Regions from separate parts of the Homo sapiens genome. Here regions 1, 3, 4 and 5 are each linked to region 2. A link is a contact called in ENCODE Hi-C or POLR2A ChIA-PET data. All regions are on one chromosome and are shown on one strand. Each heading gives the region's core, a stretch centred on a gene start or an enhancer-like site at or near the end of the contact. The rest is flanking DNA. Distances are from core to core; before and after follow the strand shown.

What was found. A loop is a pair of places that touch in the nucleus more often than their neighbours do. ChIA-PET counts read pairs that join two places held with the same protein, here RNA polymerase II (POLR2A). Pooled maps may share reads with other maps.
Region 1: a loop to region 2 is called in a pooled map, with 15 times the contacts of the local background. The contact joins the promoter of RILPL2 here to the promoter of UBC in region 2. A Hi-C loop is called at or near these places in 11 of 37 single-sample maps with no recorded cell type and 9 of 50 pooled maps. POLR2A ChIA-PET finds 5 or more read pairs at or near these places in 1 of 52 experiments (MCF 10A).
Region 3: a pooled map shows a loop between it and region 2 (11-fold over the local background). The contact joins the promoter of LINC00944 here to the promoter of UBC in region 2. A Hi-C loop is called at or near these places in 1 of 37 single-sample maps with no recorded cell type and 7 of 50 pooled maps. POLR2A ChIA-PET finds 5 or more read pairs at or near these places in 2 of 52 experiments (A673 and B cell).
Region 4: a loop to region 2 is called in a pooled map, with 5 times the contacts of the local background. The contact joins the promoter of SNRNP35 here to the promoter of UBC in region 2. A Hi-C loop is called at or near these places in 2 of 37 single-sample maps with no recorded cell type and 7 of 50 pooled maps. POLR2A ChIA-PET finds 5 or more read pairs at or near these places in 2 of 52 experiments (activated CD4-positive, alpha-beta T cell and activated naive CD8-positive, alpha-beta T cell).
Region 5: a loop to region 2 is called in a pooled map, with 27 times the contacts of the local background. The contact joins the promoter of SBNO1-AS1 here to the promoter of UBC in region 2. A Hi-C loop is called at or near these places in 11 of 37 single-sample maps with no recorded cell type and 15 of 50 pooled maps.

The regions. Positions count from the first base shown.
Region 1 is chr12:123,435,275-123,437,974 of GRCh38, forward strand. RILPL2 (Rab interacting lysosomal protein like 2) reads right to left here and starts at 1,410. Exons shown (of 4, transcript NM_145058.3): 1 at 808-1,410. The coding sequence starts at 1,146. RefSeq lists an enhancer at 386-1,315 and a silencer at 1,157-1,416.
Region 2 is chr12:124,913,400-124,916,099 of GRCh38, forward strand. UBC (ubiquitin C) reads right to left here and starts at 1,251. Exons shown (of 2, transcript NM_021009.7): 1 at 1,188-1,251; 2 at 1-375. The coding sequence starts at 372. MIR5188 (microRNA 5188) reads left to right here and starts at 2,148; the gene lies at 2,148-2,260. RefSeq lists enhancers at 548-1,505, 830-1,279, 2,604-2,700 and a silencer at 1,490-1,829.
Region 3 is chr12:126,770,982-126,773,681 of GRCh38, forward strand. It overlaps LINC00944 (long intergenic non-protein coding RNA 944), which reads right to left and starts at 1,281. Exons shown (of 5, transcript NR_033878.1): 1 at 1,098-1,281. RefSeq lists enhancers at 855-2,054, 1,530-1,609.
Region 4 is chr12:123,456,831-123,459,530 of GRCh38, forward strand. SNRNP35 (small nuclear ribonucleoprotein U11/U12 subunit 35) reads left to right here and starts at 1,309. Exons shown (of 2, transcript NM_022717.4): 1 at 1,309-1,386. RefSeq lists enhancers at 996-1,862, 1,537-1,616, 1,863-2,700.
Region 5 is chr12:123,363,598-123,366,297 of GRCh38, forward strand. SBNO1-AS1 (SBNO1 antisense RNA 1) reads left to right here and starts at 1,351. Exons shown (of 2, transcript NR_157806.1): 1 at 1,351-1,518; 2 at 1,928-2,207. It overlaps SBNO1 (strawberry notch homolog 1), which reads right to left and starts at 1,250. Exons shown (of 32, transcript NM_001167856.3): 1 at 1,104-1,250. MIR8072 (microRNA 8072) reads right to left here and starts at 1,246; the gene lies at 1,167-1,246. RefSeq lists enhancers at 1-634, 291-340, 1,801-2,010 and silencers at 821-930, 971-1,050, 1,161-1,400, 1,531-1,630.

The sequences.
Region 1 (2,700 bases), core at 160-2,659, 1.5 Mb before region 2:
CAGCACCCCGTTCTTTTTCTCTGTTGCATAGTATTCCATATATCACAATTTCAAAACTCAATTGGGTTGCATTTAGAGTGTTTCCAGTTTGGCAGCTGAGACTAAAGCTGCTCTGAATCTTCTTGTCTATGTCTTTTTGTGGTCATATGCACTAATTTCTCTTTAGGTAAAATGTGTTTCTTGTCCAAGTGTGGTGGCTCACATCCACAAGCCCAGCACTTTGGGAGGCCAAGGTGGGAGGATTCCTTGAGCTTAGGAGTTTGAGACCAGCCTGGGTAACGGTGAGACCCCCATCTCTACAAAACATCAAAAAAGTTAGCCAGGCATGGTGGCACATGCCTGTACTCCCAGCTACTTGGAAGGGCAAGGCAGGAGAATTGCTTGAGCCTAGGAGGCCAAGGCTGTAGTGAGCCGTGTTTGCACCACTGCACTCTAGCCTGGGAGATAGAGCAGGACCCTGTGTCAAAAGAAAAAAAAAGTGTTTCTTGCTCTAGGTCAAAGGTTCTCAAACTGTGGACCCTGGGCCAATAGCATCAGCATTAACTGCGAACTCGTTAGAAATACAGATTCTGGCCAGGCAGGGTGGCTCACACCTGTAAACCCAGCACTCTAGGAGGCTGAGGCTGGGGGATCACTTGGAGCCAGGAGTTTGAGACCAGCCTGGGCAACACAGCGAGATCCCATCTCTTAAAAAAAGAAAAAAGAGAAAAGAGAAGAGAAAAGAAAAGGAAGGCGTCTCCCTGCCAGTAGGTGCCCTCCTACGCCCCGCAGGCGCCGTGGGCCCGGAACCCTCGCTCCCACACTCACCTCCCCGCTGGCCGGAGGGCTCTGTCTCCGCAGCCCCTCCACCTCCTTCCTGAGGTGGTCCCTCTCCATCTTCAGCTCCTCCAGCGCCAGGCTGCCCTCATTCACCAGCGCCTCCAGCATCTCCAGGACGCGGACGACTTTGAACTGCAGCTGCGTCACCCGGGGGTCGCTGCCCAGGGCCATAAGCTCGCGGCCCAACAGGTAGGAGATGTCATACACGTCCTCGGCGGTCAGCTGGAAGGGGCTCTTGCCCAGCGCCCCCTCGGGCCCAACCTCGTCCCTCTCCTCGTCCTCCTCTCCCTCCTCCTCTTCCTCTTCTCGCACAGGGGGCTCCTCCATGGCCACCCAGACCCCCGCCGACCTCGGAGCTGCTGTCTTGGAGTCTCCCAAAGGTTAGACTTCCTCCCGGCACCCAAAACTTTCCGCTGGGCAGAGTCCCTACCTGCCCAATCAGCGCGGCCCGGGGGTGGGCCCGGGGGGATGGTGCAAGGGGCCGCGCACGCGACTCTTGGGCCTGCGCCCCGGCGCACCGTCCCCGCTGCCAGCCACGCTGGAGAGTGCGCTCCAGGATGTGGTTTGGGGCGCGAAGGGACAACGGAAAAGGAGGCAGCCGAGAAGAGGAACGGGGAAGTTCAGGGGTGACGGCAATCGCCCCAGCCTGGGAACAGTTGCAGCCCCGGGGAGGAGCCGCCCTGAGCCCCGCCCCTGGCGACCGCTGCCAGGAGGTGCGTTTCCGTGGAGACGGAGTTTCCACCGTGCAATCCAGAGCGGGGTAAAAAGAACGCAACTTTTTCCTTTCCACCCTCGTGCTTTCCAGCCGTAGAATTTGCATCGTAGGTGATGGAAGATCCGGGTGTCTCTTTGAGGGTGTTTTCTGGAGCCTGCGGCCAAACAGAAAGCAGCTGCTGGGGGCAGCGCGACAGAGTCCCCGAGGCTTGAGGATCTGGAAAACTCCCAGGCAAATTGTCACTAGGGCCTGGGGCGTCCGACTTCGCTGTGACTCTCAATAAAATGGAGAATGTCTGCCCTGCTCACTTCGCTGGGTCCTCGGCTCCTCCACGTAACCAGCGCTGTCACCTTGGCAAGTTACTTAACGTCTCCGAGCCTCAGTCTCCTCCTCTGTAAAATGGGGACAATAGCGGGACCCAGGTGGCAGGGTTGCTGCGAGGAACATGAGCTTATGAGATCATGTGTGCGACACCTCAAGCACTTAGGAAGCACTCACATACGTGACTGCAATCCTTCATTCTTTCTTTCTTTCTTTCTTTCTTTTTTTTTTTGAGACGGAGTCTCCCTGTGTCGCCCAGGCTGGAGTGCAGTGGCGCGATCTCGGCTTGCTGCAAGCTCCGCCTCCCAGGTTCACGCCATTCTCCTGCCTCAGCCTCCCGAGTAGCTGGGACTACAGGCACGCGCCACCACGCCCGGCTAATTTTTTTGTATTTTTAGTAGAGACGGGGTTTCACCATGTTCGCCAGGATGGTCTCGATCTCCTGACCTCGTGATCCACCTGCCTCGGCCTCCCAAAGTGCTGGGATTACAGGCGTGAGCCACCGCGCCCGGCCCCTTCATTCTTTCTTCCACAGCGCTAGGGAGGAATTGCTGGTGTTGGAGACACCTTGCTACTTGGGTGAGAGAAGGAGGAGTAATTAACAAGAGAGAAACCCCTGTCTGAAAATCACAAAGCATTCGACACATATGCGGAATCCATATTACTGAGAATATTAGCAGAGTGGCGTAGAAACTTGAGTCATTCGCTGTGGCTCATGCCTTAATCTCAACACTTCAGGAGGCTGACGCAGGAGGATTGCTTGAGCCCAGGAATTTGAGACTAGCTTGGGCATCATAGTGAGACCCTGTCTCTACAAAAAGTAAACAAAAGTAGCTGGACACAGT
Region 2 (2,700 bases), core at 1-2,500:
CTTTCCGGCAAAGATCAACCTCTGCTGGTCAGGAGGAATGCCTTCCTTGTCCTGGATCTTTGCTTTGACGTTCTCGATGGTGTCACTGGGCTCGACCTCAAGGGTGATGGTCTTGCCAGTGAGTGTCTTCACGAAGATTTGCATCCCACCTCTGAGACGGAGCACCAGGTGCAGGGTGGACTCTTTCTGGATGTTGTAGTCAGACAGGGTGCGCCCATCTTCCAGCTGTTTTCCAGCAAAGATCAGCCTCTGCTGGTCAGGAGGGATGCCTTCCTTATCTTGGATCTTTGCCTTGACATTCTCGATGGTGTCACTGGGCTCAACCTCGAGGGTGATGGTCTTACCAGTCAGAGTCTTCACGAAGATCTGCATTGTCTAACAAAAAAGCCAAAAACGGCCAGAATTTAGCGGACAATTTACTAGTCTAACACTGAAAATTACATATTGACCCAAATGATTACATTTCAAAAGGTGCCTAAAAAACTTCACAAAACACACTCGCCAACCCCGAGCGCATAGTTCAAAACCGGAGCTTCAGCTACTTAAGAAGATAGGTACATAAAACCGACCAGAGAAACTGACGCCTCACTTATCCCTCCCCTCACCAGAGGTCCGGCGCCTGTCGATTCAGGAGAGCCTACCCTAGGCCCGAACCCTGCGTCCTGCGACGGAGAAAAGCCTACCGCACACCTACCGGCAGGTGGCCCCACCCTGCATTATAAGCCAACAGAACGGGTGACGTCACGACACGACGAGGGCGCGCGCTCCCAAAGGTACGGGTGCACTGCCCAACGGCACCGCCATAACTGCCGCCCCCGCAACAGACGACAAACCGAGTTCTCCAGTCAGTGACAAACTTCACGTCAGGGTCCCCAGATGGTGCCCCAGCCCATCTCACCCGAATAAGAGCTTTCCCGCATTAGCGAAGGCCTCAAGACCTTGGGTTCTTGCCGCCCACCATGCCCCCCACCTTGTTTCAACGACCTCACAGCCCGCCTCACAAGCGTCTTCCATTCAAGACTCGGGAACAGCCGCCATTTTGCTGCGCTCCCCCCAACCCCCAGTTCAGGGCAACCTTGCTCGCGGACCCAGACTACAGCCCTTGGCGGTCTCTCCACACGCCTCCGTCCCACCGAGCGGCCCGGCGGCCACGAAAGCCCCGGCCAGCCCAGCAGCCCGCTACTCACCAAGTGACGATCACAGCGATCCACAAACAAGAACTGCGACCCAAATCCCGGCTGCGACGGAACTAGCTGTGCCACACCCGGCGCGTCCTTATATAATCATCGGCGTTCACCGCCCCACGGAGATCCCTCCGCAGAATCGCCGAGAAGGGACTACTTTTCCTCGCCTGTTCCGCTCTCTGGAAAGAAAACCAGTGCCCTAGAGTCACCCAAGTCCCGTCCTAAAATGTCCTTCTGCTGATACTGGGGTTCTAAGGCCGAGTCTTATGAGCAGCGGGCCGCTGTCCTGAGCGTCCGGGCGGAAGGATCAGGACGCTCGCTGCGCCCTTCGTCTGACGTGGCAGCGCTCGCCGTGAGGAGGGGGGCGCCCGCGGGAGGCGCCAAAACCCGGCGCGGAGGCCGCTGCACCGGGAGCGGGTGGGCGGCCCGCGTTCCTTAGCCGCGGCTCCGCGGCCCCTCCCCTCAGCCCCCGCGGTCCCCTCGGGTCGCGAACCCCGCGTTCGGCGGACGTGGGGCACGCAGCGAGCGCCTTCTGCAGAGTCGGGGTCTCCCTCCCCTCCCTCCTGACCCGCCCTGGCCCACCCTGCGAGATGGACGGGTCTTTATTTTTGGGTCACATTTGAGGTAATGACGGGGCTTCCTTTGCTCAGCCCCCTTCAACCTCCCTGAGCCTCCCAGGCCGGTCGCGGGGGGCTCCCGGGGCCGCGGGACAAGGACAATGACTCGGCAGATCTCAGGGCGGGCGTGGCCCTAAAGCTGGGGAACGCTCGAGAACTTTCCAGGGGAGACACTGCAGAGGAGCTGGGTGTCCAGGTTAAATTTGGAAAAAAGAGGCGGAAACCCCACACAGTTTTATTTTAGCTGGAACGCAAGGCTGAGCGAACGACATCCTTCTAGACTGTTCTTCCACCTTCCTGTACATTCTGAGGGCCAGGTATGGAAAGGTCCTACTTGATGCCAACAGGGAGGCATGGAAATTTCTCTGGTTTCAATGGGTACGATTATTGTAAGCAGGATCCATTCAATAATCGGACCCATTTAAACCGGAGATTTTAAAAGACAGGAATAGAATCCCAACCTTATTTCAGTGCAGGGTAGGGTGTCAAATATGAAATGTAATTCTACAGGGCAATTCTATTTTGGTAAAAGAAGTGGGGAGAAAAGCATCACCAGCCAGCTTTTTAAATTTTTACCACAACCTATTTTGTGATCCCTACGTGTCATTTCTTCAGTATATTTTTTAAATGTTTTAAAATATACGAACATGGTGAGATTTTTTAAATGTGTCTTTTTAAAGTGTACAGTGAAAAGTCTCCCTCATGCCCTCAATTTCCCAGCCACTGTTCCTTCTGGACTCTTCTACAAATAGTCCCTGTTTCTACAAATGTATTGGAGGTAGGGAGGCTATTTTGATTTCTACCCTTAAAAGCTTCAAAAAAAAGAGAAAAAGAGGCTACCAACTGAAAAATATTTTGCCATTAGGAAAAGGCTGCATTCTTGTTTTAAGTTATGAACA
Region 3 (2,700 bases), core at 31-2,530, 1.9 Mb after region 2:
CCACAGCTGTCATTATAGTTAATAGTAAAAGACTGAGTTATTTTCTCTTAAGATCAGGAATAAGACATGAATGTCTACTCTTATAACTTCTATTCAAAATTTTCCTGAAATTATCCAAGATAATTAGGCCAGAAAAATAAATAAATAGCATCCAGTTTGGAAATAAAGAAGTAAGTCTATTTATATTCAAACATGATATGACCTTGTGTATGGAACATCTTAAGAAATCCACTTAAAACCTATTAAAACTAATAATTAGTTGGACAAAGTTTCAAGATACAAGATCAATATACAAAAATAAATTGAAATTCTATATGCTAAAAGTAAGCAATCCAAAAATGATTTTAAGAAAATATGTAATTATATTTATAATAGCACTCAGAAATAATATGATATTTAGGAATAAATTCTTAAAAGGAAGTGCAAAACCTATGCATGTAGCACTAGAAAACATTGTTGAAAAGAATTAAAGAAGATTTAAATAAATGGAAAAAAATTCATGTTTGTGGATTGGAAGACAATATTGTTCAGATGGCAGTACTCCTCAAATTGATCTATAGATTCAATGTGGTCCCTATCAAAATTCTGGCTGGATTTGTTGTATAAATTGAGAAGCCTATCATAAAATTCATATTGAAACACAGGGGACTTAGAACATCCAAAACAGTTGAGAAAAATAACACATTTAGAGGACTCACACTTTCCAATGTCAGACATTACCCGGGCACAATAATTAAAGAGTGTGGTATTGGTATAAAAAAATGACACACAGACCAGTGGAATAGACTTGAGAGCCGTAAAACGTACCGTTACATTTATAGTCAATTGATATTCAACAAAAATTCCAGACAGTTGAATGAGGAAAAAAATAGGAAAAATAGTCTTTTCCACAACTGCTGCTGACAAGTATGTTTTGGATCCCTTCCTTACACCACACACAAAAATTAACTCCAAATGATCCACAGACCTCAATTAAAGAGTTAAAATTGTAATACTCTTAGATGAAAGTATAGGATTAAATTTTTGTTGCCTGGGTTAGGCAAAGCTGTCTTAGAGACAACACTAAAAGTACAAACAACAAAATATTTTGTTACTACCTGTCTTCCTGATGTGCGTCTAGTCTAGGCTGTTTTTCTTGTTATTGTTACTGAGACGAGAAGTCTTCTTCCGACCGAAGGTTCTTCTCAATCGAAGGGTTCGTGGTCTCACGGCTTCAAGGAATGAAGCCGTGGACGGCAGTGGCGAGTGTTACAGCTCGATTAGAGAGTGTGCTGCGGCAAGATTTATTAAAGCGAAAGTGAAAGGAAAGCTTCCACGTGGGGGAAGGGGACCTGGAAGGGTTGCTGTTTCTGGCTTGGGTATCTTATGCTTACATCCCCTTATGACCCCTGCCCTCTTCCTTTTTCTGTCCTATAGAATCAGCTTATTTTCTATCTGCTTGTGGGTTGGCGGGCCTAGTTGGTTAAAAACATCAGGCTGAAGCTAGAGCTTAAACTCCCTATATGACTGGTTCAAGTTTCAACCACTTAGCTTGCAGCTATGAGTCAGTTTGTCTTAGGGGAAAGTCCCCTTTGATTGGTTGAAGTTTCCATCCCTTAGCTTTCAGCTATGACTCATTTTGGCTTAGGGGAAAGTCCCCTTAGGGAAGTCCCTATTGACCCAGGAAGTCCAGCCAACTTAGCCACTTAGTCCCTCATTACAACTCTTCCCATTTAACTGAATGAACCACTCCTTTTTAAAAAAATCACCACTTTTTTTTTTTTTTTTTCTTAGAGACGGAGTCTCGTTCTGTTGCCCAGGTTGGAATGCAATGGCGCGACCTTGGCTCATTGCAGCCTCCGCCTCCCGGGTTCGTGCCATTCTTCTGCCTCAGCCTCCTGAGTAGCTGGGATTACAGGCGCTGGCTAATGTTTGTATTTTTAGTAGAGATGGGGTTTCACCATATTGATCAGGCTGATCTCAACCTCCTGACCTCGTGATCCACCCGCCTCGGCCTCCCAAAGTGCTGGGATTACAGGTGTGGGATTACACCGCACCTGACCTAAAAATCACCACATATTTTAAAGCACTATTTGTCTCAGGGCATTGTGGGATTTCAGTGATGAACTGGATTTAGCTTTTAGGTTGAACAGGAAACGTCAATAGAATTTTCGGTTTTCATGTCAGTGCAGATCTCGCAAAATAAAAATAAATGTGGCATTGGCTCTAAGGGCAGGGCCCATACACTAGTCCAGGCTATTCTGTAAATGATTAACACATCTCCAGGAGGAGATTGCCGCCCCAGAAACACCAATTCTGCTAAATACTGAAAGCAAATCTCACACTTGGGTTCTTGAGATCCCATAGAGTGTGGCTTTGCCATTCTAATCTCCTGGGGAGAGGGGAGATGTGGCAGGAAGAGACCACTGCACAGAAGACTCCTAGGCTGATAAGAATGTGTGAAGATGACCTGCAGATGAATATGCAAAGGAGAGTGCATGGAGACCACCAGCAGAGGACTAAATTAGAAGAAACAATCTGGAAGGGTGCAGGCACTGGTTTGGCTGCCATTAGTCTGAAATCCATACAGGAATTCAGAGGGGAGACACATGTTGCTAGAGAGACCAATTCAGGGCTAGAGAGAGGCAGAAGTGAATCTTCAAAGACAAGAGCTAAATTTTCAGCTGTAAGGAAGGAAAGAGATATTATACCAAGGTGCCT
Region 4 (2,700 bases), core at 59-2,558, 1.5 Mb before region 2:
TAATCCCAGCACTTTGGGAGGCCAAGGCAGGCAGATCACTTGAGATCGGGAGTTCAAGACCAGCCTGACCAACATGGAGAAACCCCATCTCTACTAAAAATACAAAATTAGCCGGGCATGGTGGCACATGCCTGTAATCCCAGCTACTCGGAAGGCTGTCAGGAGAATTGCTTGAACCTGGGAGGCGGAGGTTGCGGTCAGCCGAGATCGTGCCATTGCACTCCAATATGGGCAACAAGAGTGAAACTCTGTCTCAAACAAAACAAAACAAAAACAAACAAACAAACAACAACATAGGGGTCTTGCTCTGTTGCCCAGGCTGACAGGCTGAACTTGAACTCCTGGCCTCAAGCCTCACGACTCAGCCTCCCTAGTAGCTGAAACTGCAGATGGCCTCCACTGACAGTGGCTACCATATATTTTCAAACATAAAATTTTAAGCTATAGATTTTTCTTTTTTTTGAGACGGACTTTCACTCTTGTTGTTCAGGCTGGAGTGCAATGGCACCATCTCAGTTCATCGAAACCTCTGCCTCCCGGGTTCAAGTGATTCTCCTGCCTCAGCCTCCTGAGTGGCTGGGATTACAGGCACATGACACCATGTCCAGCTAATTTTGTATTTTTAGTAGAGAAGGGGTTTCTCCATGTTGCTCAGGCTGGTCTCGAACTCCGAACCTCAGGTGATCCGCCCGCCTCGGCCTCCCGAAGTGCTGGGATTACAGGCGTGAGGCATGCCACCTGGCCTTTTTTTTTTTTTTTTTTTTTATAAAGAAATTGGGGCCGGGCGCGATGGCTCACGCCTGTAATCCCAGCACTTTGGGAGGCCGAGGCGGGCGGATCACTTGAGGTCAGAAGTTCGAGACCAGCCTGGCCAACATGGCAAAACCCTGTCTCTACTAAAAATACAAAAAATAGCCGGGCGTGGTGGCGGGCGCCAGTAATCCCAGCTACGCGGGAGGCTGAGGCAGGAAAATCACTTGAACCCGGGAGGCGGAGGTTGCAGTGAGCCGAGTTCGCACCACTGCACTCCAGCCTGGGCGACAGAGGGAGTCTCCGTCTCAAGAAAAAATAATAAATAAGAATAAATAAATAATAAAGTAAAATGTCCCAGGTAACTGCATATTCGATAGTCTTTCTTTCAACTTAGTTGTTGAATTAGCAATTTTTCTCTTAAAAAAATTTTTTTTTAGCTTATTGTCTTCGGAGATGATAACACCCTCGTTGCGTGGGAGTAAAATTTTAAAGGTAAAACAAACAGGAAACGAGCGTCGGCGGCGAATCTGCTGCTACCAATGTAAAGGTCAGGCCGAGGCCGGCGCGGAGAATCTGCTGTCGCCTGCAGCTGCTCGCCTGTCTCCGTCGGAAGGGAGCCCAAGCTTTGCAGAGGTGAGTGGAAGCGGCTTGGAAGGAGCGGGCCCCACGCCGGAGAGAAGGAAGAGGGAGTGCGGCCCAGACGCTGTGCCCGCGCTTGTGTGGGGCGCCATGTTGAAACCTGGCAAAGGGGACGACATTCTGGGTTGCGTTGCGGGGAGTGGGGACGAGAGCTGGATTGGAAGGATGGCGCCTTACTCCCTGCGGCCCCCAGAGAAGGAGAGGGGCGGGGGAGCGGCCTCGAGGGTTGGCGGCCAGGCTGCAGGCTGGATGGGAAGGATAGGCTTTTCCACAGAAACTTAGGTGTTTGCCTCCGAGGCCCACTGCGCATGCCCTGGAGGGCTCTGTGGGTTCCGCCTTCAGTTTTGCTTTTCACAGGAGGGGCAAAGTCTTTTTTTTTTTTTTTTCCTTTTTGAGACAGTCTTGCTCTGTCGCCCGGGCTGGAGTGCAGTGGTGCGATCTCGGTTCACTGCAACCTCCGCCTCCTGGGTTCAAGCGATTCCACTGCCTCAGCTTCCCGAGTAGCTGAGACTACAGGCGCCCGCCACCACGCCCTGCTAATTTTTTGTATTTTACTGGAGACGGGGTTTCACCATGTTAGCCAGGATGGTCTCGATCTCCTGTCCTCGTGATCCACCCGCCTCGGCCTCCCAAAGTGCTGGGATTACAGCCGTCAGCCACCGTGCCCGGCCAGGAGGGGCAGAGTCTTACCCCGAAGACCCAGGAAGGAGAGGCTTCATTTATTTTTTTGTTTTTCCCCAGAGACAGGGAGTCGCCCAGGCTGGAGAGCGGTGGCGCGATCTCGGCTCACTGCAGCGTCGACATTTCGGGTCAAGCAGTCCTCCCGCCTCAGCCTCTCAAGTATCTGGGACCACAGGCGCGACCCCACGCCCGGAGAATTGATTATTGATTGATTGATTGAAACGGGGTCTCACTTTGTTGCCCAGGCTGGTCTCGAATTTCTGGGCTCAAGCGATCCTCCAGCCTCGGCCTCTCAAAGTGCTGGTATTACAGGCGTGAGCCAGCGCGTGCCTGGCCAAAAATTTTCTAAATTTGTATAATAATTTATAATTGTAATGCATTTTTATAGACACCATATGATCTAATCTTCACAAAAACCTAGTGAAGTGACATTTAGCTACATTTCACAATAAGAATCCTGAAGCTCAAAATTTACTGACCTCAAATAATCCACCCGCCTTGGCCTCCCAAAGTGCTGGGATTACAGGCATGAGCCACCGCGCCCTGGCCCCCACCATTCATTTCGGCTCTCATCCCCTGTTGATGAGTAAAATGAGAATGAGGCCCAGGCGCGGTGGTTCACGCCTG
Region 5 (2,700 bases), core at 101-2,600, 1.5 Mb before region 2:
ACGTGTTCAGTACAAACTTCCGGGTGCACTTACAATTGGCTGCGCAATTCAATGGATAAAAACGTTGCTTTATTTGTCTCTCATTTTCTGGCCCGTTCTTTTCCCACGTTTCTCAACCAGCGACTCCCCAAAACAAAAGCCTCCCACAGTAAACCGAGCACGCACATAAAAAGAGCTTCTCTGTGCGAGGATCAAGTTAGTGGTCCGCAAACATTAACCAAACAGAAGCACAAAGCAGGGGTGGGAAGGGGAGGAGCTGGATGCCAGGGTCAGGAAAGAAACAATCAGAAGGGTTTAGGAACATCCAAATCTCCTCAGCGGTTAAACCGACCCCAAACCACTTCTGGGAAACCACCGGTATCCACTGCTTTGGGGAACTCTGGATGCTCGTTATGCCAAACGCTCTCAAAGTAAGCAAATCCCCAACTGCCGTTCCCCTCCATGGGTAATTCTTAGGGTCTGGGAGGTGAGCTCGCCCGCCGAGGCAGAACTAAGCGAGTCGCCTGGAGAGGCGTGAAGGGAGCCTGCACGTGTCCCCCGCGGCTTCCCCACCGCCCCAAGAGCGGGGCATGTACGAGACCGCGCTGTGGGGTTCAGATTTAGGAAGGACGACCGCGTCGCCTGCCTCCCTCCCTCGCCCAGAGCCGGGAGCAATGCTGGGGCACGAAAGAGGACTTGGGAAGGATCCGGTCCTTACTTTCCCCGCGGGTCCCGGACCCGCAGCCCCCGGGTTGTGAGGCGGAAGCCAAAGGGGCGAACCCAGCGGAGCCGGCGTGCACAGACCCTGCCCCGCGGTCCAAGAGGGGTGCCTCCGGCCCGGGACAGCGGGGCTCCCGGAGCCCGAAAGCCCCACGAGCGGCGACAGCGGGGCCCGGCGCTGACGAACAGAGGAAGCGAGTACAACGGAGCCGCCGTCGGGAACATGCCCCCGAGGGCCCCGGAGCGCGCGGCCGCGAGGAGCGGCAAGCGGCGAGGGAGGCCCCAAGCCGGGGCGAGGTGGCTGTCCCCCCAGCCTGGCCCCGCACGGCCCCCCGAGGGTGGGAGTGGGAGGCTGTCCGGGAGGGGGAGTGTGGAAGGAGAAAAGGGCCAAGGGAAGGACTTACTTTCCCCGCGGGACCCGGCGCCAGCACAGCTCCTCCCGGGAGGTGTGAGTTTGAAGGACCAGAGGCGACTGGAGCGGAGGCGGCGGTGGCGGCGGCAGCAGCGGCGTCCTGCTCTGCCTACCTCCCCGCCGCCATCTTGACGCCCCTCCCCCAGCCCCCCCGCCCCGCCGGGAGGGGCGGGGGAGGGGCAACGGATGAGGCGCCGCGCGCACGCAGCGCCCTCACGTGACTTCCTCCCTCCTCCCCCACCCGCCTCTCTGCGCCCCTCTCCGCCCCGCCTCCCTCCTAGGTGAAGGAAGATGATTTCCCCCCCATCTTGACCACCCCCCAGTCTTCGCCGCCAAAAACGGACTCCGCCGGCTATCCTCGGCCCGGTACCAGTTGTTGGATCCAAGAGAATTCCGGAACCCAAACGGTCCATTACCGCGGCTCTGGGGTGGGCGAGGGGTGAGGGGGCCGGGTTTCCGCGAAGGGGGAGGGGGAAGGCGAAGGCCACCTAGGAGAGTCACGTGACTACTGTTTCCGCCGGCGCTCACGGAGAGCTCGCGGTAATTCCGTTTCCCCGCCCTTTTTTCCCCGCGGCCTGTCGGGAAGAAGGTCCGCGTGCCAGGGCTATCGGGAGGTCGGCCGGAGGGCCGCGCGCATGCGCCCCGCGCCTGCTTTCAAACTCCGGTTAGGAAGGGCCTGGAGCTATTTTCAGAACCTGTTAGGGTGGGGAGCTACGGCCCAGGAAGTTACCTAGCAGCGTTTCTGTCACTTGGAAGATCTCTTCATTACCTAGTTAGTCCTAGAAACAAAATGTTTACATATTCATTGCTTGTTAGGCTCGCTCAAAGCACTTTATTGGCAGTGAAACCGCAAGTAACCCGGAGCCCTCGGCGCGACCACGGCTAGAATCAGAGCCTAAGGCGTGTGAGCTCAGCCATCCCACGTCTGTCTTCACGCTCATACGCAAGCCCGACACACCGGGGCTCCCACTTAATGAATACTGAAGAGTAGGGCTGTCCCTACCGCTTCTCACTTCCTTGTTTTCATCTTTTCGTTATTATTAAGCGACCTAACACAATAAACATATTACCTTGTTGGTAACCCTTTTGTAAAGTCATTCTGAAAGTGCTGTTTGACTCCGTTGCTTGGGTAATAAGCACGCCTGGGTGATTCTTGCCCCCTACTGGCTGCGCATCCTACAAGCCTAGTGCTGAAAGCAAACCAAGTAGCTGGAACAGTTGGAGGTTACAGTGTGAACTCTTCCAGAGACAAAGTATTCGGGGAAAGAAAGGAAAAAGTAGGCACAGAAAGAATAGGAAACTTCAGTGTTTGTACACATAGATATGTATTATATATCTATGTATACATTTATAAATATTTTTAAAGTGCTAACTAATCGCTTTACTAATTACATTATTTCATTTAATCCTCTCACACACATAGAAAAAAAACCTATAAAGACAAAAATAAAAAATATTTTAGGCCGGGCGCAGTGGCTCACGCCTGTAATCCCAGCACTTCGGGAGGCCGAGGTGGGCGGACCACCTGAGGTCAGGAGTTCGAGACCAGCCTGGCCAACATGGTGAAACCCCATCTCTGCTAAAAATAC